Regions from separate parts of the Homo sapiens genome. Here regions 1, 2, 4, 5, 6 and 7 are each linked to region 3. The links are chromatin contacts, found by Hi-C in ENCODE. All regions are on one chromosome and are shown on one strand. Each heading gives the region's core, a stretch centred on a gene start or an enhancer-like site at or near the end of the contact. The rest is flanking DNA. Distances are from core to core; before and after follow the strand shown. Region 1 holds the start of C11orf91 (chromosome 11 open reading frame 91). Region 2 holds the start of HIPK3 (homeodomain interacting protein kinase 3). Region 3 holds the start of PDHX (pyruvate dehydrogenase complex component X). Region 4 holds the start of CSTF3 (cleavage stimulation factor subunit 3). Region 5 holds the start of FBXO3 (F-box protein 3). Region 6 holds the start of TRAF6 (TNF receptor associated factor 6). Region 7 holds the start of TCP11L1 (t-complex 11 like 1).

Evidence for each region. Hi-C counts contacts between places; a loop is a spot of excess contacts on that map. Pooled maps may share reads with other maps.
Region 1: a loop to region 3 is called in a map of CD8-positive, alpha-beta T cell, with 24 times the contacts of the local background. The contact joins the promoter of C11orf91 here to the promoter of PDHX in region 3. A Hi-C loop is called at or near these places in 2 of 168 maps with a recorded cell type or tissue (CD8-positive, alpha-beta T cell and sciatic nerve) and 10 of 50 pooled maps.
Region 2: a loop to region 3 is called in a map of ascending aorta, with 5 times the contacts of the local background. The contact joins the promoter of HIPK3 here to the promoter of PDHX in region 3. A Hi-C loop is called at or near these places in 2 of 168 maps with a recorded cell type or tissue (ascending aorta and naive thymus-derived CD4-positive, alpha-beta T cell) and 14 of 50 pooled maps.
Region 4: a map of naive thymus-derived CD4-positive, alpha-beta T cell shows a loop between it and region 3 (8-fold over the local background). The contact joins the promoter of CSTF3 here to the promoter of PDHX in region 3. A Hi-C loop is called at or near these places in 1 of 168 maps with a recorded cell type or tissue (naive thymus-derived CD4-positive, alpha-beta T cell) and 11 of 50 pooled maps.
Region 5: a loop to region 3 is called in a map of gastrocnemius medialis, with 8 times the contacts of the local background. The contact joins the promoter of FBXO3 here to the promoter of PDHX in region 3. A Hi-C loop is called at or near these places in 6 of 168 maps with a recorded cell type or tissue (CD4-positive, alpha-beta T cell, CD4-positive, alpha-beta memory T cell, CD8-positive, alpha-beta T cell and 2 more), 3 of 37 single-sample maps with no recorded cell type and 15 of 50 pooled maps.
Region 6: a loop to region 3 is called in a map of B cell, with 7 times the contacts of the local background. The contact joins the promoter of TRAF6 here to the promoter of PDHX in region 3. A Hi-C loop is called at or near these places in 5 of 168 maps with a recorded cell type or tissue (B cell, CD8-positive, alpha-beta T cell, ascending aorta and 2 more) and 14 of 50 pooled maps.
Region 7: a loop to region 3 is called in a map of B cell, with 16 times the contacts of the local background. The contact joins the promoter of TCP11L1 here to the promoter of PDHX in region 3. A Hi-C loop is called at or near these places in 4 of 168 maps with a recorded cell type or tissue (B cell, CD4-positive, alpha-beta T cell, CD8-positive, alpha-beta T cell and 1 more) and 9 of 50 pooled maps.

Annotation. Positions count from the first base shown.
Region 1 is chr11:33,699,499-33,703,138 of GRCh38, reverse strand. It overlaps C11orf91 (chromosome 11 open reading frame 91), which reads left to right and starts at 2,313. Exons shown (of 2, transcript NM_001166692.2): 1 at 2,313-2,894. The coding sequence starts at 2,399. It overlaps CD59 (CD59 molecule (CD59 blood group)), which reads left to right. Exons shown (of 4, transcript NM_000611.6): 4 at 1-129. RefSeq lists silencers at 2,138-2,377, 2,558-2,647.
Region 2 is chr11:33,255,539-33,259,293 of GRCh38, reverse strand. It overlaps HIPK3 (homeodomain interacting protein kinase 3), which reads right to left and starts at 1,913. Exons shown (of 17, transcript NM_005734.5): 1 at 1,405-1,913. RefSeq lists enhancers at 439-528, 569-618 and silencers at 959-1,158, 1,229-1,568, 1,829-2,158.
Region 3 is chr11:34,915,361-34,919,301 of GRCh38, reverse strand. PDHX (pyruvate dehydrogenase complex component X) reads right to left here and starts at 2,684. Exons shown (of 11, transcript NM_003477.3): 1 at 2,487-2,684. The coding sequence starts at 2,646. APIP (APAF1 interacting protein) reads left to right here and starts at 2,923. Exons shown (of 7, transcript NM_015957.4): 1 at 2,923-3,074. The coding sequence starts at 3,018. RefSeq lists an enhancer at 2,383-2,682 and silencers at 2,853-2,902, 2,923-3,262.
Region 4 is chr11:33,159,664-33,163,592 of GRCh38, reverse strand. It overlaps CSTF3 (cleavage stimulation factor subunit 3), which reads left to right and starts at 2,113. Exons shown (of 21, transcript NM_001326.3): 1 at 2,113-2,294. The coding sequence starts at 2,268. CSTF3-DT (CSTF3 divergent transcript) reads right to left here and starts at 1,936. Exons shown (of 4, transcript NR_034027.1): 1 at 1,812-1,936. RefSeq lists enhancers at 1,729-2,148, 2,884-3,751.
Region 5 is chr11:33,772,490-33,775,911 of GRCh38, reverse strand. FBXO3 (F-box protein 3) reads left to right here and starts at 1,392. Exons shown (of 11, transcript NM_012175.4): 1 at 1,392-1,518. The coding sequence starts at 1,415. It overlaps FBXO3-DT (FBXO3 divergent transcript), which reads right to left and starts at 1,213. Exons shown (of 3, transcript NR_120550.1): 1 at 1,161-1,213; 2 at 549-658; 3 at 242-464. RefSeq lists silencers at 1,300-1,399, 1,860-1,929, 3,255-3,422 and an enhancer at 1,878-2,378.
Region 6 is chr11:36,507,701-36,511,559 of GRCh38, reverse strand. TRAF6 (TNF receptor associated factor 6) reads left to right here and starts at 1,288. Exons shown (of 7, transcript NM_004620.4): 1 at 1,288-1,512. It also overlaps a transcript of RAG1 not described here. RefSeq lists an enhancer at 1,420-1,469.
Region 7 is chr11:33,037,699-33,041,509 of GRCh38, reverse strand. It overlaps TCP11L1 (t-complex 11 like 1), which reads right to left and starts at 1,938. Exons shown (of 10, transcript NM_018393.4): 1 at 1,718-1,938. RefSeq lists enhancers at 1,118-1,437, 1,918-2,267, 1,988-2,535 and a silencer at 1,538-1,937.

The sequences.
Region 1 (3,640 bases), core at 1,064-3,563, 1.2 Mb after region 3:
TCTGTTTAGATTATCTTGGAGTAAGGGGGAAAAAATCTGTAATTTTTTCTCCTCAACTAGATATATACATAAAAAATGATTGTATTGCTTCATTTAAAAAATATAACGCAAAATCTCTTTTCCTTCTAAGGGCCTTTAATATGTAATAACAAGAGCTAATGTTGAACACAAGCCATTGCCAGGTACTTAAACTGTCTCACTTAGTCTTGCCAACCTAAGCAAGTAGATGCCATTACTATTCCCATTATATTGATGAAAAAATGAGGTTGAGAAAGGTTCAGCCGCACAGCCAAATACATAGTGGATCCAGGGTTTGGTCCCAAGTCTTGAGTCCAAAACCCTGGTTCTTACCATTACTGTGGTTCTGTAGGGGTGAAAAAATTTTTCTTCTAATCTCTTAGGTTCAGAGCCTGGGGCCTGAGAATTAAACTGACAAAGACAGATTAACAGAAGACAAAGTTTATTACGCAGGTACATGGGGTTCTTACAGAAACAAAGTGAAAACCCAAAGAAGTGGCTTGAGAGCTTATATACAATTTTAACAATGGGCGATTGTAGAAAAGTGATAAGACAAAGGAAAAGAGGTTTGAGCTTCTTGGGCAGTAAATTATGGGAAGTTAAATATGTGGGGGAAACTAATGGAAGATAAGGGTATTTTTTATTTTATTTTATTTTATTTATTTTGAGACAGGGTCCTGCCTTGTCACCCAGGCTGGAGTGCAGTGCTATGATTGTGGCTCACTGCAGCCTCAACCTCAGCCTCCTTGGTTCAAGAAATCCTCCCACTTCAGCTCCTGAGTGGCTCCAGGCAAATGCCACCACACCTGGTTAATTTTTTAAATTATTTTATAGAGACAGAATCTCGCTATGTTGCCCCTGGCTGTTCTCAAACTCTTGGCCTCAAGAGATCCCACCTCAGACTCCCAGAGTGCTGGGATTACAGGCTGGGTGCTGAGCTATCGCACATGGCCTGTATTAGCCATAGACTGAGGGGAAATACATTTTCTTGAGAGCCTCAGCCTAGTGATCACTTGTATGAATAAACAATGATGGGTGGCTGCCAAAGTCAGAGAGCAAATACTGCGTGTGACAACTAAGTGTGGGAAGCTCAGTGTGGGAAGAAAAAGCTTCCCAGTTTCAGACATGCCCCTTAGTAGGGACAGCTGCCTCTTGTGTTTGGACAAAGTGTCCAAGTTCAAGTGTTTCACACACACACTGTTCCGTCTTCTGTTTGATCACAACCCTATGAGGCAGCCTGGTTTTCTTATTTCTATTTTATGGAAAACCTACTTAAAAGTCAAGCAACTTGTCCAAGGCTACCCAGCTTGAATATCTGACTCTCTCCACTTTGCTGCTACACACACACACACACACACACACACACTTTGCACTGTGTGTGCAGATACATATGCATATATATATTTAACTTGTGAAGCTGATACTGACTCTTTAACTGCCCTCCACCCATCACTAGTCATACCAGTGATCATTAGGCAGAGGCTCTCAAGAAAATGTATTAGTTATTTCCCCTCAGTCTATGGCTAATACAGGTTACTCACATAAATGAGCTGTCATGTCCTTTGGACAAAATGTCCAAATCGCTCATAAGCAATGGGTGAAGTATTTGAGGTAGGGCGGACAGGATTTCCTTTTGGTGGTTAGCTCGTTGCCTGTTAGCTCCTGGTGATATCTGTGTTTGGAAGAGAACTAAACTGCATTTCACTGAAAACACTCCTTCAGGTCTATTACAAACCAGATGAGGATCCCCTTTTCTAGAATCTTCCTCAACACTGCTAACGTTTGGCAGATACATAGGTTGGCTCTAACAGCCATTCCCAATCAATCCTCTTCTCCTTTGTCTGCCTCCCACAGTAGTGGATGAAAAATCAGACACTGATTTTCTCAGACTTCTTTGCTGTGGGCGCGGCCAGTGAGGCAATGAGGTAAGTCTGCTGGTGCAGGGGCCAGGTTTCTAGGAAATACTTTTCTCCCTCATGGGAGAAAGAGAGGAAGCCTGAAGTAAGCTTTCTTCTGCAGCCCTGGCCCGCTGCCTGTTCTGGATGAGGGTATGCTGGGATATGACAACGGAAGCCAGCGGGGTCGCAGAGCAAGAGCGAGGCGGTGGGCGGAGTCGAGGGACGGGAGGCGAGGCGAGGCGAGCCAGGGGGCGTGGCTTTCTAACTGCGGGGTGCGGCCAGCCGAGGTGGGCGGGGCCGCGTTCCGGGACGTGGTCGTCCGGGCTTTGGAACCCCGCCTGTTAGGGGCCGGGCTGAGGCGAAAGGGTGGGGCCGCGCTCCATCGGGGCGGGGCTTGTGGAACCTCGAAACCCCGGCGACTCGGGGCCTGAGCGCGCGTCTCCCGGCGCGGGGTTCCTCCCACGCAGACCCTCATTCAAACGATGCCAAAGGGGCGGCGCGGCAGCCACAGCCCCACCATGAGCCAGCGGTCGGCTCCGCCCCTCTATTTCCCGTCCCTGTACGACCGCGGCATCTCCTCGTCCCCGCTCAGCGACTTCAACATCTGGAAGAAGCTCTTCGTGCCGCTGAAGGCGGGCGGGGCGCCAGTGGGCGGGGCGGCGGGGGCCCGGTCCCTGTCCCAGGCGCTCCCCGCCCCGGCGCCCCCGCCCCCGCCACCACCCGGCCTGGGTCCCTCCAGCGAGCGCCCCTGGCCCTCGCCCTGGCCCTCCGGCCTGGCCTCCATCCCCTACGAGCCTCTGCGCTTCTTCTACTCACCGCCGCCGGGGCCTGAGGTGGTTGCCTCGCCCCTGGTCCCCTGCCCCTCGACCCCCAGGCTCGCCTCTGCCTCCCACCCGGAGGAGCTCTGCGAGCTGGAGATCCGGATTAAGGAGCTGGAGTTGCTCACCATCACTGGGGACGGCTTCGACTCCCAGAGCTGTGCGTGACCTCGCCAGGGCCACCGAGCCCAGCCTTAGCCTGCCCTAGCTCCCTCCTTGGCTCCGTGCCCCGACCCGAAATGTAGCCTGGTTTGACTCCAGCCCCCAGTAGTCCCAGATCCAAAATCTATCCCCTAGCACCCAGACTCCCTTATCCTGGACTTAACCGACTCCTCCCCCCACCACAGATCTGAACTTCATGAGCCTCTTAGTCCCAAACTCCATCCTCCCTCCGTCCTAAACCCTTTGGGTCATCTGGACTCTGAGCCTCCACACCTGGAACTCCATCCGCCACCACCCCGTCCTGAACTTTAATCCTCCTGCACAGTCATCCTCCTACCCTGTACTCTGGAGCTCCACCCACCACAGACAGTCCCTAAGCTTTAATGTTCGGTCCTAAACCGGGGCTCTCCATGGGGGGAAGGTGAAGTAAGGTGACTGTCAGTTGTCTGTAGGGGGAGGTGGGAGTTGTGCAAGAACCACAAGGCCCAAGGCCGTTTCCAGGGCAGCTTTGGGACACTCCACTTCTCAATGCTGGGGGGCAGCCCCCCTGGGACTCTGTGGCCTTGGCGCCGGTAGTTCTCTCACCAGGATCCTGGGCTGATATCTGGTCTTACGTCTGAAGTCTTAGGGCTCTGGACCACGTGTGCTGATGCGGGCAGGATCCCTCAGCCTACGAGCTGAATGACTCCTCCCTGTTGGAGGGTAAAGTTGTTAAATGCCTTGTACTCCAAGAAGGACCTATTG
Region 2 (3,755 bases), core at 664-3,163, 1.7 Mb after region 3:
TTAAAATGTCTTAGTTGGGTAAGCAGTAACCACCGTTACGGCTCAAGACTTTTCATCAAAAATTTGATCAGAAAGGAAACCTCTTTAAAAATTTTAAAGAGCCCAGCAACTAAAACTTTGAAATTAACTGAGATGGTTTGAATGAATATAAGTACTCCCACTTCAGAAGCTACAGCTAAAAGCAAATACCTAAAATAGCAAAAAGGGAAAAAGTGTCAGCAGATCTCCAAACTACTAGAAAGTACGCAAAAGCACACGCAGACTGGTTTGCCAGCTAACTTTTCCGGCCCTGTACCAGACAGACATCAAAACAAAGTTTACAATAGAGCCAACCATGCGCTTTCCCTCTAAACTGGACGATAAACTGAAATTTTTTGCTGTTGCTAATAGAAGCCCCTTATTATAATTAGAAGCAGCCAACTGACAGGTGGAAAAACAAATTCCCTAACAGGGCAGTAAGAGGTTGTGAAAACACGGTTCAAGGCCTGAACGTGTTACGACTACTCTGTAACAAGTCCAAGGTAATTTACGCACACACTCTTCAGCGCAATTCCTCAAGCAGAGATGAGACGGGAACAACAGGATTCCCCGAGAGCCACATACCATTTTACAACAGCCGTCTCCCTCCCGACAGAGAAACAGACATTTTCATCCAAAGTCTTTCCGCCAGTTCTCCCAGTGCGGCGAAGGGAAGCGGGCGGCAGCCACCGTAACGAGAGAAGCCGGCAACAGCCCCGCCGCGCGGCCGCCACGCCTTCCTCCCGCCGCCGCTGGGGACGCGGAGCCGCGGATCACATTTCTCCTCCCCAACAATCACACACACGCACGCACGTCCCCAGAGTTGACACCCTGCAAACCCGCTGCTCCGCGACGCTGGGGACGGGGCCACAAAGCCCGGGACGCGGCCATCGGCTGGGGTGCTCAAGCTGCGTGCCTGCGCGTTTGTTTGTTCCCCTTAATGAAAGGAAAGGGATCTCCGTAGTTACGGCCTAGGACTGCGGAGGGGGAAGAGAGGCTCCCCGTGGGACTAAACAAAACTTCGGTTGCTGGGAAGAGCCGTTGCGCAACCTTGGCAGGGGGAGGGGGGGCCGAGGCCCCCGGGCCCCGGCCAGGCGCGGCTTCCCGGAGGCTACGGCCCCCGCGTCCGGCGGCCCAGGGCCTGGCGTGGCGCCGGCTTCGAGGGAGCGGCTCATACCGGGCCACACTGCAGGGGCTAGGGCGGAAACTGGGAGCACGAGAGCGCTGGGGATGCGGATGGGGCACGGGACGCGCAATGAGTGCGGGCTGCGCCGGAGGTGTCGGGCCAGGCCCGGGTCAGGCTTGGGGTCCGCTGGCCGCGGAGCCCGCAGACGGAGCCGATCCCCCCACCCCGGGGTGGCGGCGCCCCTCGCTCGACTCCCTTACCTTCCTAGAGGCCCGCGCTCTCTCCTCTTCGGGCGGCCGCAGCCCTGAGCATGTCCGGGGTGGGGCGCAGGGCCGTGCCGGGGACCGGGAGCCAGGCGCTTCAGCAGGCGGCACCACCCAGCCCGGGCTCAGCCCCTCTCCGCGGCCGCTGCCATCTTGTCCTGGCGGCTGAGAGGAAACGGCGAAACACCCTCCCCCGACCGCTGCTGCTGCTGCTGCTGCTCTGGCTGCTAAGCGCCGGGCCCGTCTCCCTCATCTTCCTTCCCGGGGATTTGGGGTGGGGACGGCTTGGCTAGGGCGAGGGGTAGTGGGAGGCCGGTCGGCCTCCGGCTACTGGGGCCTACGGGCGACGCAGGGTGCGGGGCCCACGGCGATTGGGGCCCATTCCTGACGCCCCGGCCGGGAGCGGAGAAGGAAGACTGGCGGGAGTGGTGGCGACGGCGGGGCCTGCGGCTTGATCTCCTCAGGTCGCCGCGATGCCGGCAGTCGTCACTGAGGCAGCTGCCACCAGCCGCCCCAGCCTCGGGCCCCTCCTCCGCGCTCGTCGGCCTCGGCCACCGCCTCCGCAGCGCCACCGCCCGCCCGGCAGCGCTGCGCGCCCAGCCCGGGCGGCTCCGCTCCGCTCCGGCCGCGGCGCCTCCGTGAAGCCCCTCCCCGGGGTCCGCCCGCCAGTCCGCAGCCGCGCCCTTGTTGCCCGGAGCCCGCCTGCCAGCCCGTGCGGCCCCAACCCGGAGTCCCGCAAGCCAAGCCTCCCGCGAAAGAAGCATCCGTCAGCCCGGCTCTGCTGTTCTGAACCTCACTCCATGCCCCCTCCGCCAGAAATACACATTTTTAAAAAAGATCCCAATACCCGAAGAAAGGATGAAGATGCGGAAGCAGGATTTTACAGGCCTTTCGAGATCCCGGAACCGTAATTAAGGATCTGTTTCTCGGCATTTGGTCGTTAAAGGTCCCAAAATAAGTAAAGGGGAAATGCTCAAATGAACGACCTCAATCTAAACTAGGTTCTACCCGCTCCCCTATCCCAAAGAGTGAAGAGAATTGTAAAGCCAGGTTCAAGGACGGGGGAAGGGTCCTCTTGGAAATTTTAAGAGCATCTCTACTGTCCAAAACCCCATAATTGTGAAGTTCGCCCACCTCCACATTGGTAATTCTCCGTTAAATTAGTCGGTTTAACTCCCAAAGACTAGTTTCTTTCCTCCTGGAGATTAGGAAATCAACAGAATGGCCTGTTTCAGCTTACATAATCGTGGAACCATAGAATTTTAGGAATGAAAGAAGCTTTGCGATCCTTGGTCCCAACTCTTACACTCAGGAGTTCCAAGAAGTTTAGGTGACATGACCAAGGTTATACAGTAAAGCCCATGTCTCCCACCCCATCTTTCCTCCTTTTCCCTAGGAAACAAATGGCTTTCTAATACCTCACATTCAGAGTTGATTTTCTTTTATACCCGTTTCCTCAGGTTCCCTTTGTTCTGAATCAATGTCTAACCTTTTGGGAAACAAACACCTTTCTGGAATGGAAGTGTCCTTTCTTTGTTTCCTTCATAATCTTCACTAGCAAGATTGAATTTACCAGAGATGTATTTATTCCCAGAAATTTTCTATTGCAGTAACTGGGGCAGGGCAAAGGGAGTGGCAAATTGCTGCATACATAATACACATTTAATCCCTGCTGCTCTTCAAACCGGAAGATGAGTATTTTGGATAATGCCTTTAAGAGACAAAGGAGGCCGGGCGCGGTGGCTCGCACATGTAATCCCAGCACTTTGGGAGGCTGAGGCGGGTGGATCACCTGTGGTCAGGAGTTCAAGACCAGCCTGGCCAACATAGTGAAACCTGGTCTCTACTAAAAATGCAAAAATTAGCTGGGCGTGGTGGCGGGCGCCTGTAATCCCAGCTACTCGAGAGCTGAGGTAAGAGAATCGCTTGAATCGCTTGAGCCACTGCACTCCAACCTGGGCGACAGGGAGAGACTCTGTCTCAAAAAATAAAATAAAAGAGAAAGGATAGTATGCCCTGAGGCCACTGGAAATAACACTTTCGAATGACAGTTGTTTTCAGGTTAGAGAGGATAACCAGCTGAAAAGGCTTCCAATATAGAAGAACAAAACAATGGCTGCCTTTCAGAGAGATAGCCTATGAACCATTCCTTTTCACTTAGTATTTCGTTACTTTTTATTTTTCTTAAGAACAATAGTCAAAAGAATCAAAGAGGATAAAATCATTTACTCAACGGAGAAAGCTACAATAGTAGAAAAATCTGTCAGGAGGAACAGAGAAACTATTCCACTAGAACTTCAAATTTCAGAATTTTTGCAGACATTTAAGGAGGCCATCTCTAATGGAAG
Region 3 (3,941 bases), core at 1,435-3,934:
AAAACACCACCGTAAATTCACAGTTTGTAAAACAAATAGTTCAAGGATTGCCACGTGTTTTCGGCATGGCAAAACAAAAATCTGTATGTAGGTGAAAGTCAGAAGCGGATATATTTTGGCTCGGTATTAGGAAAAAAGTCCAACACTTCCAAATACTTAGTATTTCCAAATACTTTCCACAGCTTCACATGCAGAATGCCATGCCTCAAAAGGTTCACGTCCTAATACCCAGAACCTATGAATATGCTGTTACATGGCAAGAGGGAATTAAGGTTAAAGATGGAATTAAGGTTTCTACTCAACCTTGAGATGGGGAAAATATTCAGGATCATCCAGATGAGCCCAATGTAATCACAAGGGTCCTTGTAAGTGGCAGAAGGCAGAGGGGAGTATTAAGAGTGACGTAATGTGATAAAGACTGAACCAGCCATTGCTGACTTTGAAGCCCATGAGTCAAAGAATCTTAGAAACCTCTAGAATCTGGAAAACTTAAGGGAATGGGGTCTCGAGCCTCCAGAAAAGAATGCAGCTCCTACCAATAGCTTGATTTTAGCCTAGTTAGATCCATTTTGGACTTCGGACCTCTAGAACTATGAGATGTGAATTTGTGTTGTTTTAAGCCACTAATTTCTGGTAATTTGTTGCAGCAGCACTAGAAAACTAATTTGGCTTTCCTTGAGATGCCATGCCTTCTTCCTGACAGATGGTATTCAAACTGGGGTAGACAAGTTGTTCATGGTATATGTCTAGGGGATAGGGAATAGGTAAAAAAGCATCATGAGGATGCAGATAAGGATTGCTTGCCTAACTGAGTTTCTAAAGGCATTAAACTGGGCCTATGTATACTTTTTTTTTTTTTTCTCCTGAGACAGGGTCTCACTCTGTCACCCAGGCTAAAGTGCAGCGGCAGGATCATAGCTCAATGAAACGTCTAACTCCTGGGTTCAACGGATCCTCCTGCCTCAGCCCCTGGAGTAGCTGGGATGCCAGCACGCCTGGCTTTTTTTCTTTCTTTTTTTTTTTTTAAGTAGAGACGGGGGTCTCACTTTGTTGCCCGGGCTGGTCTCCAACTCCTGGGCTCTAGCAATCTTCCAGCTTCGCCTCCCAAAGTGCTGGGATTACAGGCGTGAGCCACTACGTGCACATTTTTGTGTGTGACCATTTATGGTACTTCCTCTGTACAGAGAGTCTGTAACATTTTCAAAGATTCTCAAAAGGATCTGCTTGATAAACAAGATTAAGAGCACTCTTCCTAGATTATATCCAATACTAAACTTTTAATATTCCATGATTTTCTAAGGCAGTGAGTCTCAAAGCTCATTCCATTAAATGTCAAAATAAAACATCAAAACTCATCCAACATTTGTAAAATGCAGATTCCTGAGCCCCACACCAGACCAGACCGAATCTCTAGGAGCTGGAAAAAAGTTTAATTTCAACAAACTTGGAGGAGGGAAGAGAAGGAATTCTGCACACACTGTTAAAGCACCTCTGCTCCAAGGAATATGTTATGAAACATTACACCAAAAATGAAATAAATTGTTCCCATTAAGGAACCTTTAGGAACCCCAATACACTCATCTTACCATATGACTTTGTGTGATTTTTTTTTTCTGAGCCTAAGGTAGCTCAGAATATGAAGGCAACGTCTACTAGACCTATTTAAATTAAAATTCATTCTGTAGAGTGCCAGGAACGATGATTGGCAGGTAATACGTCACACTAAAAAACGTCAGTCCTATTCTCCATCCCCGCCTCCCTCCAACCTTCTCCCAAAATAAGGAAAAATAATACCCGGCCTGCCATTTTGCATACTGTTAAATACTGCAAGAATTGTGTTAACTGCATCAATATCATTACTAAACAACAATTTTCTATAATAAATTTTTGGTATGATTTATCTCCTAAATGTTTGCTCTTTCAAGCGAATATTTGCTTGAAACATTCTCCTGGACCTTTGTCTATCGTGATGCCGTAGGAATTTACAAATTTAAGTCTTCCACGAGTCATGGCGTGGGGTAAAACTCGACTGGCCTCAATGAAAACACCTCCTAACAGAGAGAGGCCTAGAGAATAAGTAAGAACTCCCAACAGTGGCTTTTCAATCTCGGCAACCTTGGGCAGCTTTTTCTCGTCCGAGACGTTTGACAACCCTAAAGAAACCTGAGCCTTGATTGGAAAGGGGGCTGAGGGAGGAGAGTTTGGGAACCCTCTCTGCGCCTCACAAATAACCCAAATTCCAAGGCAAGGTCACAAAGCCATACAAACCAGGGGGCCTAGGGCAGAGTCGAGTTCTCTCAGCTGCCAAGAAAGCCCTTCACAGCATGCATTAGGCCAAGTCGGCGGACCCCAACCGGAGAAAGAGGAAAGGGAATAAGGAGCCCGCGCACCTTCACACCCAAAAGCAGGCCCTCAATCATAACTGCCCCTGTCCCAGGCCCATCACTCAGCTACACAGAGAAGCTGAGCGAGCCCCGGCCACTCACCCCGAAGCCACTGCGTGCTGTGAAACCATCTCCAATTAGCTCCGCGGCTTACAGACCACCCAAGAGCCCCCTTCACCAGCCCTACGCTTCGGCGGCCGGGGAAGCCCACAAGATAACGCAGCAGCCGCGGATCACAGCCCAGCCTCCAGGAGGCCGCCATCTTGACGGCCTTCTCACTGGCTGCCCGCAGCACAGCCTGATGTCCAGCATCAAGGCCCCGCCTCCCGCATGGTTGGCCACGCCCCCAGACGCTAGCGGTGCCTTTAGGTCTCTCAGACTTGAACCCCCGCCCCCCAACCCAGCCCCGCCTCCAACCACGTTGGCCTTGCCTCCCGGGAAGTCAGGTGCGCCGCTGGATATCTCAGCCGGCGGGGCCTTACCAGACCCCGGCCCCCGCCCCGTTCGCCCCGCCCCCGGGCTGCCCTCAGCGCCGCCTGATTGCATTTGCGGCCTCGCTGCCGTATCCCAGGCTAAGCGCCGCGCGCAAAGCCGTGCGGAGATTGGAGGCCGCGCGGGTCCCTGGTCTGGGCCATGTCTGGCTGTGATGCTCGGGAGGGAGACTGTTGTTCCCGGAGATGCGGCGCGCAGGTAGGGGCGGGGCCACCGGTGCCCGGTATTCCCAGGAGGAGAGGCCCAGGCGGGACCCGGCGGCTGGAGCTGGGCGCAGGGTAGCGGGCCGGGCGTTTAGCTGCGGGGCGGGGTTTCGGGCCTGGCCGTTCGCTACCCCGGCGCACCGCGACCTTGGCGTTCGGAAGCAAGGCTGCGAGGCCCCAGGAGATCAGTGGTCTCGGGCGGGGCGCTCCGATGGCGGGAGCTGGGCGCCAAACGTTGGAAAGAAGCAAATAACTGAGAGAGGAGAGCGTTTAGGTGACCTCACCGGGTATTTATCAGGAAGGCAGGCCAGAGAAGGAATCGTGAAGCACCGAAGTGGAGCTGGGGCGAAGACCGCGCCCCCCAAGCTTCTTTTCTGCGCCCTGACGACCAGTTAGGCGTTTGGGGGGACGTTTGGCACTCGGGAGACGTTTGCCGAACCGGAGCTGTGCCTCAGCTGCCAGCGCTTTGCCTTTGAGCAGTTGCTCCTTGCCTATCTCCGTTTAGATGAATTGTGGGATGATCATGGGAACGATTCTTCCTTAAGCCGAAGTCAAAGGGAAATCCACCCTCACGCTGCATGTAGTTTTCGGTCATTTACACAAACCAACAGTTTTATGGAGCGCCTTCTACACGCTCAGAGATAGGGATACGTAAGATAAATGGCCCAGGGTCTGGAGAACTAGACGAATAAGCAGTTTCAGCACAATATGATAAACCCCACCTAAGAGGCAGGGAAACCCCTCAAAATTAGTTTCCTTATTCCCCCTATCTTATTCCTCCTATCTATATCTTTCTTAGGGTTGAAAATCCTAATTAAAAAGTAGTAACTCGCGGGAGATTTCATTGCTAAACATTTGTCAA
Region 4 (3,929 bases), core at 864-3,363, 1.8 Mb after region 3:
CCACTGCACTCCAGCCTGGGCGACAGAGCGAGACTCCGTCTCAAAAAAAAAAAAAGAAAAAGAAAAAATACAAAAATTAGCCGGGCGTGGTGGCGCACGCCTGTAATCCCAGCTACTCAGGAGGCTGAGGCAGGAGAATCGCTTGAACCTGGGAGGTGTAGGGTGCAGTGAGCCGAGATCGCACCACTGCACTCCGGCCTGGGCGACAGAGCAAGACTCTGCCTCAAGAGAAAAAAAAAAAAAAACCTAAATGTTCCAAAACTCAAAACGCTCCAAAATCTAACTTTTTAAGCACTGACATGACTCTCAAAGGAAATGCTCATTGGAGTATTTCAGATTTTGGATTTTCAGATTAGGATGCTAAAGTGGTAAGTATATATACGTAAAACACTTTCATATTCTGCTTTTCTTCATTTAATACGGTGGTTGCCTTTCTGTCAGTCATCGTACATTAGCATCAGTTTGCTGTGTGATATTCCATTGCAGAGATAAATCTTGTGATATTTTTAACCAGTCCTCCATTGCTGGATGGTGCAATGAACATCTGTTAATACATATCTTTTGCTCATGTGTCTGATTATTTTAAGGGTAAGATTTCAGCCTGTGGAAAGGGAGTAAGTGTAAGTTTGAGCAGAGGAAAGGAGACCTAAAAGAATAAGGCGAGTCTGGGAACAGTTCACTAGGTTATTTTAGGGCATTGGACCCCCGTAGGCGAGAAATGCTTGCAGACATCTAACGATGACGCTTAAATGGAAGAGCAGTTTGAGAAGATTTAGTATCATTTAATTTTTTATTTTTTATTTTTTTTGAGACGGAGTCTCGCTCTGTAGTCCAGGCTGGAATCTCGGCTCACTGCAACCTCCGCCTCGCGGGTTCAAGCGATTCTCCTGCTTAAGCTTCCCGAGTAACTGGGACTACAGGCGCAAACCACCACGCCCGGCTACTTTTTTTGTATTTTTGGTAGAGACGAGATTTCACCAAGTTGGCCAGGTTGGTCCTGAATTCCTGACTTTATTTATTTATTTTCTGAGACGGAGTCTCGCTCTGCCGCCCAGGCTGGAGTGCAGTGGCGCGATCTCGGCTCACTGCAAGCTCCGCCTCCCAGGTTCACGCCAGTCTCCTGCCTCAGCATCCGGAGTAGCTGGGACTACAGGCGCCCGCCACCACGCCCGGCTAATTTTTTTTTGTGTGTGTGTGTATTTTTAGTAGAGACGGGGTTTTACCGTATTAGCCAGGATGGTCTCATCTCCTGACCTTGTGATCCGCCCGCCTCAGCCTCCCAAAGTGCTGCGATTACAGGCGTGAGCCACCGCACCTGGCCTAGAACTCCTGACTTTAAATGATCCATCCGTTTTGGCCTCCCAAACTGCTGGGATTACAGGCGTGGGCCACCGCGCCCAGTCAATCTCATTTAATCTTAATGCCAGGTACTGTTCTAACACTTTTCTATGTATAATTTATTTCACTTGCAGGTACTATTATTATTCCCATCTATAGGCCAGAAAGCTGAGGTACGAAGTTTAATTACCAGAGTTACTTATCTTCGTTAAAATCCAAGCAGTCTGGGCTACAAACAATTATACCTACTTTGCAGTCAAGGAACCAAGCTGAGATGTTGAGCTGAAAACCCAGGTCTCAGACTTCAAAGCTTTCTACACAAGAGTCGACGGTGGCAGTAAAAATTAATGGGGGCTTGATCTATCCCTCCCACCCCCAAGAAAAGTAAAAAGCAGGAGCTGGGACCAGAGAAAACCTCCACGGAGTCCTTATCCCCTAAATATAAGAGGCATTTAACGTTTAGCATTGCTGACCTGCAATCAGGCTTCAACTGTGAGTAGCCAGGCTCTAAAGCTTGATAACTGAATTCCAAAAAGCGCGCGAGCCTCCAGGCGAAACAGCTTCCCGCCTTCCAGCCGGTTGGAGCCGGCTCAGCAACAGCCTCTCCAAGCCAGGGTAGTGACGTCAGCCCAGGAATTGGGCCCGCCCCGGGATCTCGCTGCTTTCTGCACGCTCGGAATAACCAGAGTCGCGAAATTAGCCCCGCCCACTGCCCCGGAAGTTAATGCGGAAGCCACACACCTCCTCCTCGGCCGGCAGGGGCGCAGCCATTTTAATTCATATTTGAGTGGGCGGTGGCGATTGGTGTTGGCGGTCTGGCTCAGCTGGGCAGGGGGTAACTTTACTGATTTGGGGGTGGTTTTTAGTTTAATTTTTCTTTTCTAGCTTCCCATCGACGGTCAGTGCGCACGTTGTAATCAGCTGAGGCCATGTCAGGAGACGGAGCCACGGAGCAGGTGAGGAAGGAGAGTGGTGGGGCCTCGTGGCGACCTCTTCTCCACGTCTGTTCCTCCGACTGCTCCAGACATGTTCGGCTGAGGAAGGAATTGGGTCTAGTGAACCCGGGGGACAGGGTATATAGAAGAGTGGTGGGAATGGGGAGCAAGATCTAAGATTTAATTTTTTTTTTTTTACTTCTCTCTCTTAGGCATGAATACGAGTAAATACTTGATTTAGACAATAGCGGTAGGCTGCTTCGTCCTATTTAGATTCATGGGACTACTCCAGATGGGATGCTTTCCTTTGATATCGTTTTGGTATTAGAGTGGATAGGAATTATTTTAACGTGCACCCGACGTTTTAGAAAAACTTGACAGTGTTTCTTTTACCCCGCCAAATATACTGTACCCAGAAATAGGTTACTAGTTTGAGAAATATTTGAGACAAAGCTAATCTGGAGAATTAAGACTTAATGAGAGCGAGTGAAGAAAGAAGCAAGTTATGCTGAGGTTTTGGGAATTTTGTGGCTTTCTTTCGTTTTCTTTTCTTTTAGCCACATTTCGTTTTCATTTTTCCAGCTACATAAACATTGCAGGTATAAGTTGAAAATGAGAAGTCTGTTTTGGCCACTGTAAATAAAAGCATCTGTTTTAATAGTAAATATGAGTGACAACTAAATATTTTAAAATTCACACTTTTAGGTTAGATCAGTGTGATTTGTTTCTTTTGCTCTTTGTATTCAGAATTTTGTAGGATAGTATTTACCTTTTAGTGTGAAAGAGGAAGCTAAATAGTTATGAAAAATGCCATTAAATGTGTTTTTCGATCTAAGTCCTGGTGTGTTTAGATAAATACAGTTTCTAAAATGGAGGCTAGGTAGCCTGCAGTCTCAATTTCCTGAAATTTCCCATTGCCATAGCAACGACATGCACTTAGGTTTTCGTTTTTCAGGTTCCCTAGCTTATAACGTGGAAGATGTTATTGGAGGTTGGCAGAGATGAGGCAAAATAGGAGCGTTCTATTGCATAGTCTGTAAGACTGTAGATTTCATTATGTCGGCAGTTTGATTAAATTGTTTTGTGTTTGCCCGAGGACTGGTTTCAGTCCAGAAATCTTCGCACTATTTACATTTTACATAGTGTTAGCATGCCCAAGCATGCAAAGTCTTAAAATTACTGTATCAAAACTGTTTACCCCTTTTCTGATCTAGTATTTGTTATCTGAAAGTGAAGGACTAATGAACTGAGGTTTCATTGAAAGTTTTCGAAATTCATTGTTAATTCTTAGAATTTATCTAAAATTACAAAGACACGGAAATGTTACCATGACCTCTTGAATGTTTTAGAACTGTGGTGTTTCAGTGGGACAGATGGTGGTGAAAATTTATAGAAAAATAATTTCTCCCAAAGGTTTTATTGTGCAAAGTTTAGAACATAGAGAAAAGTTGAAAGAAAAGTGCAGTGAACACCTGTAGGACAACTCTTCGCCTGGAATCAACAGCTGAAAGCCTTGCCATATTTGCTTTATCTCCCCATGCTGATAGATTGAGAACAGAGTCTTTGTCACTCACACTAGAGTGCTGTGACGCCATCACAGCTCACCATAGCTTCGACCTCCCTGCGCTCTGTGATCCTGCCACCTCAGCCTCCTCC
Region 5 (3,422 bases), core at 143-2,642, 1.1 Mb after region 3:
CAATTTGGAAGCACAGAGATGTAGGCAGAGTTTTTTGTTGCTGTTGTTCTGTTTTGTTGGCTGGGTGGCAGGGGTTATAACTATTAAGCAAAACCATAAATAGAAGGCATTAATGGTATGAAGAATGGAGGAAATGGATTTTTTTGGGGCGGGGCATATCACTTCCACTCTTCCAAATAATTGAGAGAAACTTTCTCCAGGATATGGAAATGTTTGGAGAACTTAGTGACTGATGCATGTATAAGCTTGGAAAATTAACATTTATTGAGTATCTGGCCAGGCACTTTACATAAAGCGTTATCGCCATCCTTAGTTCACCAGAGGAGGGGTGGTTTTAGAGATGAGGGACAGTCTCAGAGAACTTAGGCGTAACTACGCCAGCATTTCACTAGTAGTGAAATAAATGACGGGCGTGTGAAGTCCAGGTCTGTCTGGATTCCCCAAAGCCCCTTACACCATACTACCTTTGGAAAAGCAATGGAAAAGAAGAAATCAGGCAAGTGATGTATGGACCCATTATACTTCCCCCACTCTCATTTTAATATCACCTTGGCAAAGCTGAAGAGCAGACATCTTCGTGCCTCCATCAGTTATGCCCTCTGGGAGTCTCAGTTCATCCCTTCACACGCGGGATACTTAACTCTGCGGGATCTAAACCCTGGCCAAAATAAATTTTAAAGCTGGAAAAAATCCACACTGTACCCTTTGCATTGCCCTAATAGGCTGAAAATAGCCATGATAACCAAATTAAGGGACAGCGGCTGAGACTCAGACTCACTCCTTGTACACATTTTACTTAGGAAGGCGGGGAGGGGCGTGAAGTTAAGCCCTCAACAATTATTTCCTTAATTTGGGAGAAGGGCCTTCAGCTGGCGTCCCTGGCTGATTCTCAGCTCTGCTCTTGCTGAGTGGACAAGTCTCGGAGCGGCCCTGCTGTGTGCGGGGGACAAGCGGGGTGGGGAAGGCTGAGCGGGGAAAACGAGGGGTTCTCGGGTTGGAAAACAAAGAGAAGGAATGGATTTGGGGACCAAGGGCGTGGAGGAGTGTCAGATTTTGAGCGAGGCTTCCTGCATACTGAGTGTAAAATTTCGCAGGAGGAGTTGGGCAGACCGAGGCAGATTTGGCAACAAAAGGGTCCCGGGCTGGGCAAGTTTACGAACCGGGATGCGAGAACAGAGCTGGAGAGATTTGACGCGGAGCGCGAAGAAAGCGGGCTGAACTCGCACTGCGCCGCTGGCTCCCGGCTAGCGGGCGGGGTCTCCAGGGAGCCGCACCTCAGCCCACCCTGAGGGCGGGGCTGGCCCGGCGGTTACATAACAAACCTGTGAGAGCGGCTGGGGGCGGTTCGGGCGCTGGTGGGGGCGGGGCAGGGGCGGGGCCAGGGCGGGGCCAGACCTGCACCGGGCCAGGCAAGATGGCGGCCATGGAGACCGAGACGGCGCCGCTGACCCTAGAGTCGCTGCCCACCGATCCCCTGCTCCTCATCTTATCCTTTTTGGACTATCGGGATCTAATCAAGTAATGGGACGACACGCATGGCAGGGGTGGGGGCATGGGGAGAGGAGGCGGTGAGGCAGGGGGAAAGGGGGTCGGGGCCGCTGACAGGACCCGAGCTTCCGCGACACCAGAAGGTGACGCCAGGGCCGCCCTCATCCTGCGGAGCCACCGGGGACCGGGGCGAGACGGGGGCGGAAAGGGCCTCGCCCTGAGTCTTCCTCCTGTCCTGGGCCCAGGTATGAGAAGCGACGAGATATCTCTCTCCCAGGCCTCGGTGAGGCCCACTTGCAAGAGAAGGAGGTAGTGGCCCTCGTGCCGCACCGCCGCGCTCCGCGGACCCCCGCTGGCCCCGCAGGTGCCCGCCCGGTTGGGGTCAGTCCCTGCTGCTGTGTAAAAGCCCCTGTCCCGGCCAGGCGCTCTTCTCTGCTGGGTCCGGGGCCTGCGGAGTCTGGCGCCGGGGTGGGCAGGTGGGTGAGCGAGAGGAGAAGATAGGCAACCCCTTACTCCCCTGGCGCGACTTCCCCAGCGCCAGAATCGCTGTCCGGGCTCACTTTCGGACTTCAGTGCGTGAGAATTGTTTTGCTGTCAGCATTGCTCCTTACGGTTCGATGTTGGATTTTATGTTTTGGTACTGACTTCCGGTGATGCCATACCGGTGACTATCTTTTCTCCTGGACACCTTGGGTTTCCCACATTACTAGCATCTGTTCCAGAAATAAACACCGGTTGCTGATAAGGGTGGTTCAATGCCCAGTTTCTTCAGAACTTGGGACTGTCTGGGGTGGTGGAAGAAATGGCGCTGCCAGCCCGCCCCCCAGCTGTCAGGATTGTTTACACCCTTGACAGGGGGTGGCATGGCTGTGAGTTTCCTGTGCTACCGTATATATTTGCAGAGGATGCAAAGTCGCCCTCTTAGGATAGGTGGGCGAGATTTGTTTTGTGTTTGGATTAACCATTAGATTCTAGCCATTTGATGATTGTGCCCTGTGTTATTAGAGGTCTTTTTATAAATACAGATTTCTTGGAGCTACAGATAGTTGTTGGCCTAGCTAAGTGGTGATAGAGAGATACCTCAAGTTTTTGGTCACTACCTGTACTGGTCGCTACCTGTACCTGCTAGCAATTTTATTTTTCTAGAAAATACTTACAATTTAACTAACAGTCTCCAACTTTTGATTGCTGCCAGAGTAATCTTTCCAAGACACATCTGGTTGTCATTCTCCTTAAAACCTGTGACACCCCTATGTTTATAGACTATAACCTAAACTTCTGGGGCATTGAAAGCTCTTATCATCTGGCTTGTATATCTAAGGTCCTCCAGGACTTATTTCTCCACCACTATCACATTTGCACCATCCATTCTAACCAAATCAGACCTCTGCCAGCATACAACACACTTGCACTTTCTTTTTTTTTTTTTTTCCTGTGGCTCAAGCTCTCGACCTTGCCTGGAATGCCTTGCCTACCTCTTCTCAACTTGGCAAGGTGGAGAAGATGCCCTCTCTACCTTCTTCCTGCAGAATTGATTTGCCATGTCAGGTAGATGGCGTGCTTCTTGATTGTAAGGGCTGCCTTGCTTATCTTCCTATTCAAAGATTTTTTTTTCCCCGAGGGCTTGCTATGTGCCAGTCTGTTAAGTGTTGAGGGTACAGTAGTGAACAACGCAGATAAGGCAACTCTTATGGAGCTTACAGTCCAGTGGGCAAGCGCATAATTGCAAGAGGTACTAAGTGCTGTGAAGGAAATAGATTGCTCTGTTAAGGAATAGGAAGTGAGAAGTGATCAAATCGGAAGGAGCTGCCATATATGAAGCAGGGCATATGCAGTTCTGGCAGAGGGAAAAGTATGTTCAGAGATTGACGGGACTGCTGAACGGTACTGTTCAACAGCATGGCCTGGTGGAAGATACAGAAGGCTGGCGTTGC
Region 6 (3,859 bases), core at 39-2,538, 1.6 Mb before region 3:
TAATGAATATTGGCAGCCAGAAAGTAGGACATATAGTATTGGTAACATTTATTGAGCCCATACTATGTCCTAGTTTTGGGTTTATTTGTTTGTTCGTTTGTTCCTTGAGACAGGGTCTCACTCTGTCACCCAGGCTGGAATGCAGTGGTGCAATCATGGCTTACTGTAGCCTTGACTGCCAGGGCTCAAGCCATCCTCCCACCTCAGCCTCCAGAGTAGCCGAGACTACAGATATGCACCACCACACCCAGGTAATTTTTAAATTTTGTGTAAAGATGGGGTCTCACTATGTTGCCCAGGCTGGTCTCAAATTCCTGGCCTCAAGTGATCCTCCTGCCTTAGCCTCCCAAAGTACTGGGATTATAGGCATGAGCCTATTTGTGCCTGGCCAGATAGTTTTAAATAATTTCTTTACATATTTTATCTCATCCTTCCAACAACCCTGTGAGGTAGATACTATTATTATCCCCATGTTAATACGAGATGAGAAAACTGAAACAAGTACAGATTAAGTATTTTACCTGAATCACACATTTATTGTAGGAAAAACCGGATTGGAACCAAGCATTCTGGCTTCAGGATACATACGCATGACTACTATCCTGGAAAACCTCCCCTAAGAGGTGGACGATGAACCAAATATGCAGAGGTGGATGAAACTCTTTTGTGCTTCTCCAGCAAAACGCGTGGTACATTCTCTAGACGTTTATGACCAGTTAAACAGGGAATTTAAAATAGTTTTCCCATGACAGAGAAAGACAAAGCGCTGGTGTTCTTGGCAGGAAATTCAAAGAAATATTTAAGGCAAGGGCTGACTCCCTTGGACCGGATGAAGGGGAAGAGCAGGTAATAATAGAGGGTTCTATGGATCGCAGAAACTTCCTGGGCAAGGAGGGTGGAGCTGGGGAGGGGTTTAAGAATTCCTGAAGGTCAAGCGATCTAGCCCAGCTGGGGTTTTCTCCTGCTTGGAGAGGGGTGCTATAAAAGCGCAGTTTGGGATTACTACTGTCGCCACTGCTCACCAAATTAAGTTATTCCGGGAGGGATCTTCTCGTCGCCATCCTCATTCCAACACACACCCATTGACACACTCGGGTTCGGCTGTGCGGTGCAACGAATTCCCAGGTGGGACACCCGAGCAGGAAGAAAGCCAGGCTGCGGGGCTGGGGGCGCCGCCCGGCCCGCGCCACAGTCCGCCTGGAGGATCACCGCCAGGGGGCACTCTCTCCGAACTCGGCCGCTCTGTCTCCTCCCCGGCGCGCTCCCTGCCCCTCGCTCCCCGCAGCCAGCAGAGAAGGCGGAAGCAGTGGCGTCCGCAGCTGGGGCTTGGCCTGCGGGCGGCCAGCGAAGGTGGCGAAGGCTCCCACTGGATCCAGAGTTTGCCGTCCAAGCAGCCTCGTCTCGGCGCGCAGTGTCTGTGTCCGTCCTCTACCAGCGCCTTGGCTGAGCGGAGTCGTGCGGTTGGTGGGGGAGCCCTGCCCTCCTGGTTCGGCCTCCCCGCGCACTAGAACGGTGAGTCTCCTTCAGGCGCCTCCTCCTGGCGGCCGCCGCCTCGCTTCCCAGCGGTCAGGGACGCCGCCCCCCGCCCCTTCGCTCTCGGCAGGTCGGGGACGCAGTCCCTGTCCCCTCGCTTCCCACCAGTCGGGGACGCCTCCCCTGTCCCTTCGCTTTTCACAGGTCAGGGACGCCGCCCCTACCCGCTTGCTTCCCACGGGTCGGGGACGCCGCCCCTGTCCTCTCGCTTCCCGCTGGTCGAGGACACCGTTCCCTGCCCCTCGCTTCCTGCAGGTCGGGACGCAGCCTCTGTCCCCACGCTTCCCACAGGTCGGGGACACCGTTCCCTGTCCCCTGACCTCTGCTCCCCAGGCCTCCTCTTCCTCGCTCATTCCACCCCCTAAAAAACCCCGCGTCGCCTTACTCAACCTCGCTCCCCTCAACTCCGCTTTTTCCCCTTCCCAGATAAGGAAATTGCCTCCTGCAGTTGTCCGCTCCTTGGAGCAAACACCTGCTTAAATTTTTAAAAAATCCTTTACGTTCCTGGCGACTCCGGCTGTCACTGTCATGGGAAAGCTATTTTTGGATTCCCTGTTGAACTCTATAGAAGTCTCAGGCAGCGAGTTTAAAAAAAAAAAAAGGCTCAGATGACACGAATGTTTTCTCCCCCGCCCCTAAACTCGGTAGTTCGAGCGATTGTTCCAGACGCCGGGTTGATAAAGCTGTTCCTAGTATTTGGCTTAAGGGGAACTCCAGCTGAGTTAGGACTGTCTTGAATGTGAACAGAAAGCACCTAAATAAAGTATTAGCAGCTTCGCTGTATGGTATTTAATTGTTTCTTTCTCTGAGAGCAGATTACTATTACTGAATGTCTTGTTACACAGGTTCCATGTAGAAACGAGAAAAACTGGTAAAGAAATTCTGTGTTGGCCTTGTGAACTTGGCCGCTATCATTTCATTCATTCTCCTTTGATTACTAGGGAAGGGAGAGGGGCTTTTCAAATTTTGAGGTTGAGTGTATAGGCAGGAACAATGTGGCCTCTTTTGTGACTCTAGGAAGGAGTCCGGCATGTGGTGGGTACAGGATCACATCAGAGTTTCAGCCTGCATGCACCACAATATTTCAGAATTGTAACATGAGCTCTTCTCTGTGATAAATTTGGGCATGTGATGCCGGTAAACTTTTGGACACTTAGATTTGGAGAGAAGTTCAAATCCTTGCCTCCTGGAGCAGAGTAAATAGTGCCCAGGAAGGGGAATGCCCCTTGAATTTGGATTCAAAGTTAAGGCACAACAGTTGAGTATTTTGCAGCATCTCTTGGCCATTGGAGTACATTTGTAGGTCTTCACACTTTAGAAATTTAAGAAGCTGGTAAACAGTTTCTGTTTCTAAAGCTAGTAGCACATTAAAGATAATTTCTCATATTTTCTTTACATGGTTTTACTTCAATAAGTTACATGTTTACTCGTATGAATTTCAGTTGACTTAAAATTGACTCATTTAAGACATAACTTGTTGACTTCTTTTAACTTGGCACATACCTCCTTAGCATCTGCCTTGGAGGACAAACTTTTTGTGGATTATCCTACTTCCCCCTCCCCCAAGACATGTTACAGTATTCTCTTTTGATTATAATGTACACCCAGATACTAATTCGTGAATTTAAGTCTTGATTTATGACAAGGCTGCTTTCAATACTACTCATTTTACGGCTGAAATAAGTTAGCAGTAGTTAACGTTCCACAATCTTTAAGGTAGTGCTTATCATACTAGATTTCGCAACTGCAAAAGGGGATTACAGTCAGGACACTCTTAACATACAAGTTAAGGAACAATTTATACTTTGTTCCATCCCTTCATTAATTCCTGTAGAAAGCCACGTAAGTATACTAGAATAGAGGCTGTAAGAAATTTTTATTTTAGGCCTGGCATAATGGCTCATGCCTGTAATCCCAGCACTTCGGGAGGCTGAGGTGGGAGGATAGCTTGAGACCAGCCTGGGCAATATGGCAAAATCCTGTCTCTACAAAAAAATACAAAAATTAACCAGGCTTGGTGGCACACACCTGTAGTCCCAGCTACTTGGGAGACTGAGGTGGGAGGATCACTTGAGCCCAAGAGGTGGAGGCTGCAATGAGCCATGATCGTGCCACTGCACTCCAGCCTGGGCAATAGAGCAGGACCCTGACAAAAAAAAAAGTGTGTGTATATATATGTATATATATACACATATATAAAATACATGTATATATGTGTATATATACACATATATAATATATACATATATTTGTATATGTTTATATGTATAATACATGTATGTATGTGTATATATACATATATACACGCGCGTGTATGTATACATAT
Region 7 (3,811 bases), core at 689-3,188, 1.9 Mb after region 3:
CAAAGTGCTGGGATTATAGGCGTGAGCCACTGCACCTGGCCCAGGCCTGTATTAATATGAAAGTTGTTTTCATGTATTTTCCCTTTCGAGACCCATCTTAGCTTCCAACACCCCACTGGAGACACCCATCTCCTCTGTGTCCTAAATCCTATTAGGGTCAGGAAATGCTCCAAGATCCAAAGGATAACATTACCAGCATATTCTGTGAGAAACGACAAACAAAACGCTGCTAATTTTATTATCTTCACATGCTGAGAAGGAGCCCAGGAGGGATGAAGTAATTCATTCTGTGCAGTGAGGAGGAAAGGGAGGATTTCTAGGTCTCTAATGCTCAGCTTAGTAAACTAACCCCATCCTTAAGATTGAGTTCAAGTCCTGTCTCTTCCCAGGACACTTCCCGGACCTCACCAGTGATTGCACCTTTCTCAACTCCTGCAGGGCTGGCTAGTTGACATTTGGCATTTGTCACTGCCTTAAATTCAATTCAAAGCGTGCTTATTTAAATAGAAAGATGCAAATACATAGTCTAGAGGGGGAGGCAGACAGGCTTACAAGGAGCCATAATGAAACTTAAGTGGCATTATGAAATTGCCCAGGGAATATAGCAGAGGAAGAAACTAACTCTGCCTGGGAGGAGATTGAGAAAACCTTCCCAGAAAAGATGACATTTGAACTGATCTTTAAAAGGAGTAGGATTTCACCTAGTTAAAACATGTCTGGAGGGGGAGAGGAGGGGGAGAGGAGGTGAAAAGGAGGGCATTTCACTCAGAGGGCAGAAGCCAAGGCACAAGAAAATGAGAAAAGGAAGTGGCTAGAGATGATGGAAAGATGCGTTGGGGCCAGATGGTAAAAGTGCTAGTTTTTATTTTAAAATTCCCCACCTAGATTTCGAACTTCTTAAGAGCCAGGACCAGTCATATTCCCCACTTATGCTCCATCTGTATATCCCCCAAATAGACACCCACAAGTATCTGTTGATAGAGATGAATCCCTACGTCATCTCTGTGATGTCACTGTATCTGGGAGGCTGGGCGTTGGTTTCAGACATACCTGGGCCCCAATTCTGGCTCTTTACTAGCTGTGTAACTTCAGTGTCCTCCTCTGTAAAACACAGCTACCTACCTGCTCGGTTTGGGGGGAGATGAAACGAGGGATTGTGCACGGCAGGCCTTCTACAAATGGTAACTCTAATTAAAGGGCTCTAGGATGCGGCCACGAACCATTTAATTTGCTTATATCGCGCGCATCCATTCAACCCCCACTGTGTCTAAAAAGAGAGCCGAGGGGAGGAGGATCCTCGCACTTGCCAAGAAGACGGTCATCCGTCGGCGCTGCACGCGGGCCTAGGCTGGACACAAGAGGCTCCCCAGCAGAAAGGGTCTTTCGGCAAAAGAAAAAAGGGGCTCTGTCCCCCGGCGCCGGGAATCCCCTCCTCTGGCACTGAGCTCCACTCGCGCCCGGCGTCCGGATTCCGTTGTAAACAGCTGTTCAGGCCAGCGAGGGAGTGGCAGGGCCGGGAGTAGGGGAGGACGCGGGCGCGCCGAGAGGACAGCCTCGAGGGGTGAGCTCCACCCGCCCGCGGACCCCGCCTCTTCCTCGCCTGCCCCCGACATCCCGGGATGGGATCCGACGGGAAGAGGCGAAGAGATGCCTGCGACTTGGACCGCGCGCCTCCCGGACGGGCCCCGCCAGCCTCCGCCCCAGCTCCCGCTCTCACCTGCCACGGAGTCGGCGTTCTCCCTCCTGCCGCTCCCGCCGCGAATCAGGCGCGGGCTGGCGCCGCGGCGGAAGCCGGAGGGATGCGCGGCAGGCAGGGGCGGTTCAGCCTCTGCCCCTCCGAGGCCGCATCCCTCGCCACGCGGCGGGCGGTCCTCCCAGCCCGACTCGGGTGGGCAGCGGTCAGAGCGGCCGCTTCTCAGCATCAGGAAGGAGGAGACTGCTCTTGGCCGGGAGGCGCCAGCCCAATATAGGGCAGCGCCATGTCTTCGTACGGAAAGGCGGGAGGGTCTTTCCCCTGCTTGCCGAAGGGGTTCAGTAAGCGGTGACTCGCAGCTGGGCGGCGCCGTGTTTCCTCAGGGAGAGGTGGAAAACATGGCCGATGACCGCTCAGGGGGCTCCGTGGCCAGTGGCTCCCAGCCAAGAGTCGCCCGCCGCACGCAGTGAGGCGCCATGTTTTCGTACGGAAACGCGAGAGGCATGGCCGAGTGCCCGCCGATGAGTCTCAGCTGGCGGTGGCTCGAAGCTGGGGATGGCCCGCCCCTAGGCGCCATGTTTCCATACGGAAAGACGGAACGCGCGCCGCATCCCAGCCGCTGGTGCGGGTGACGCGAGGAGAAAGGGAGGCGGAGAAGGCGCGGGTCAGTCAAAAGAAGGAATAAGAAGCCATTGCATCTGAAACCTTCCCCGCCCGTTCTTTGAAATTTAATTTTGCCATCCTGTTTGTAGCTACACAAAGTTTATTCCCCTTCTCTCATTTCCTCAGCTTTAAAAAAAAGTTAGTCCGGGCGCAGCAGCTCACGCCTGTAATCCCAGCACTTTGAGAGGCCGAGGCGGGCGGATCACGAGGTCAAGAGATCGAGACCATCCTGGCCAACATGGTGAAACCTCGTCTTTACTAAAAATACGAAAATTAGCTGGGTGTGGTGGCGCGCGCCTGTAGTCCCAGCTACTCGGGAGGCTGAGGCAGGAGAATCGCTTGAATCTGGGAGGCGGAGGTTGCAGTGAGGCGAGATCGCGCCACTGCACTGCGGCCTGGAGACAGACCGAGACTCTGTCTCAAAAACAAACAAACAAAAAAAAACTACAAAAAAGCAGATGGGGTGACATTGGTGCTTTCAAACACTGCTTCTAAATAGATCACATGTGGGTAGTTATTGCTAACGTATTGAAGGCCGAGTGCAATACCAGACCCTCAAACCATTTACTAACTTGCACATTAAAGTCTTTGCTTTAAAAAAAAAAAAAAAAAGACAAAAACAGAAGTTCTCTGGTGAAGATTCACTTTTTGGAGGAAAAAACACCAAAAACCCTTAAGATACTCAACTAAATGGAACTGTTAAGATCTACAAAGAATGGCTGGGCGCGGTGGCTCACACCTGTAATCCTAGCTCTTTGGGAGGTCGGAGGTGGGTGGATCACAAGGTCAGGAGTTCGAGACCAGCCTGGCCAATATGGTGAAACCTCGTTTCTACTAAAAATACAAAAAAATTAGCCGGGCATGGTGGCATATGCCTGTAATCCCAGCTACTTGGGAGGCTGAGGCAGGAGAATTGCTTGAATCCGGGAAGCAGAGGTTGCAGTGAGCCGGGATCGCACCACTGCACTGCAGCCTGGGTGACAGAGTGAGATTCCGTCTGAAAAAAAAAAAAAAGATCTGCAAAGAAAACATGCAGTTCTTCTGAGTCTAAACTCGTACCATTAAGTCTCTAGTGTTTTTCAGCCCTGACTACAAATACAACTTGGAATCTCAGGGGCAGGGGTTGGAAAAGTATCATCCAAAACTCCGGGGAGGGTGATGCCAGACAAGTTTTAAAAGCTCCCTGGGGAAGCAGGCTAGAACCTTCCTTAAAAGATTAATATGGCTGGGTGCAATGGCTCACGCCTGTAATCCTAGCTCTTTGGGAGGTCGAGGCGGGCGGATCACCTGAGGTCAGGGGTTCAAGACCAGCCTGGCCAACATGGCAAAACCCCGTCTCTACTAAAAATACAAAAATTAGCTGGGCATGGTGGCAGGCGCTTGTAATCCCAGCTACTGGAGAGGCTGAGGCAGGAGAATCCCTTGAACCCAGGAGGCAGAGGTGGCAGTGAGCGG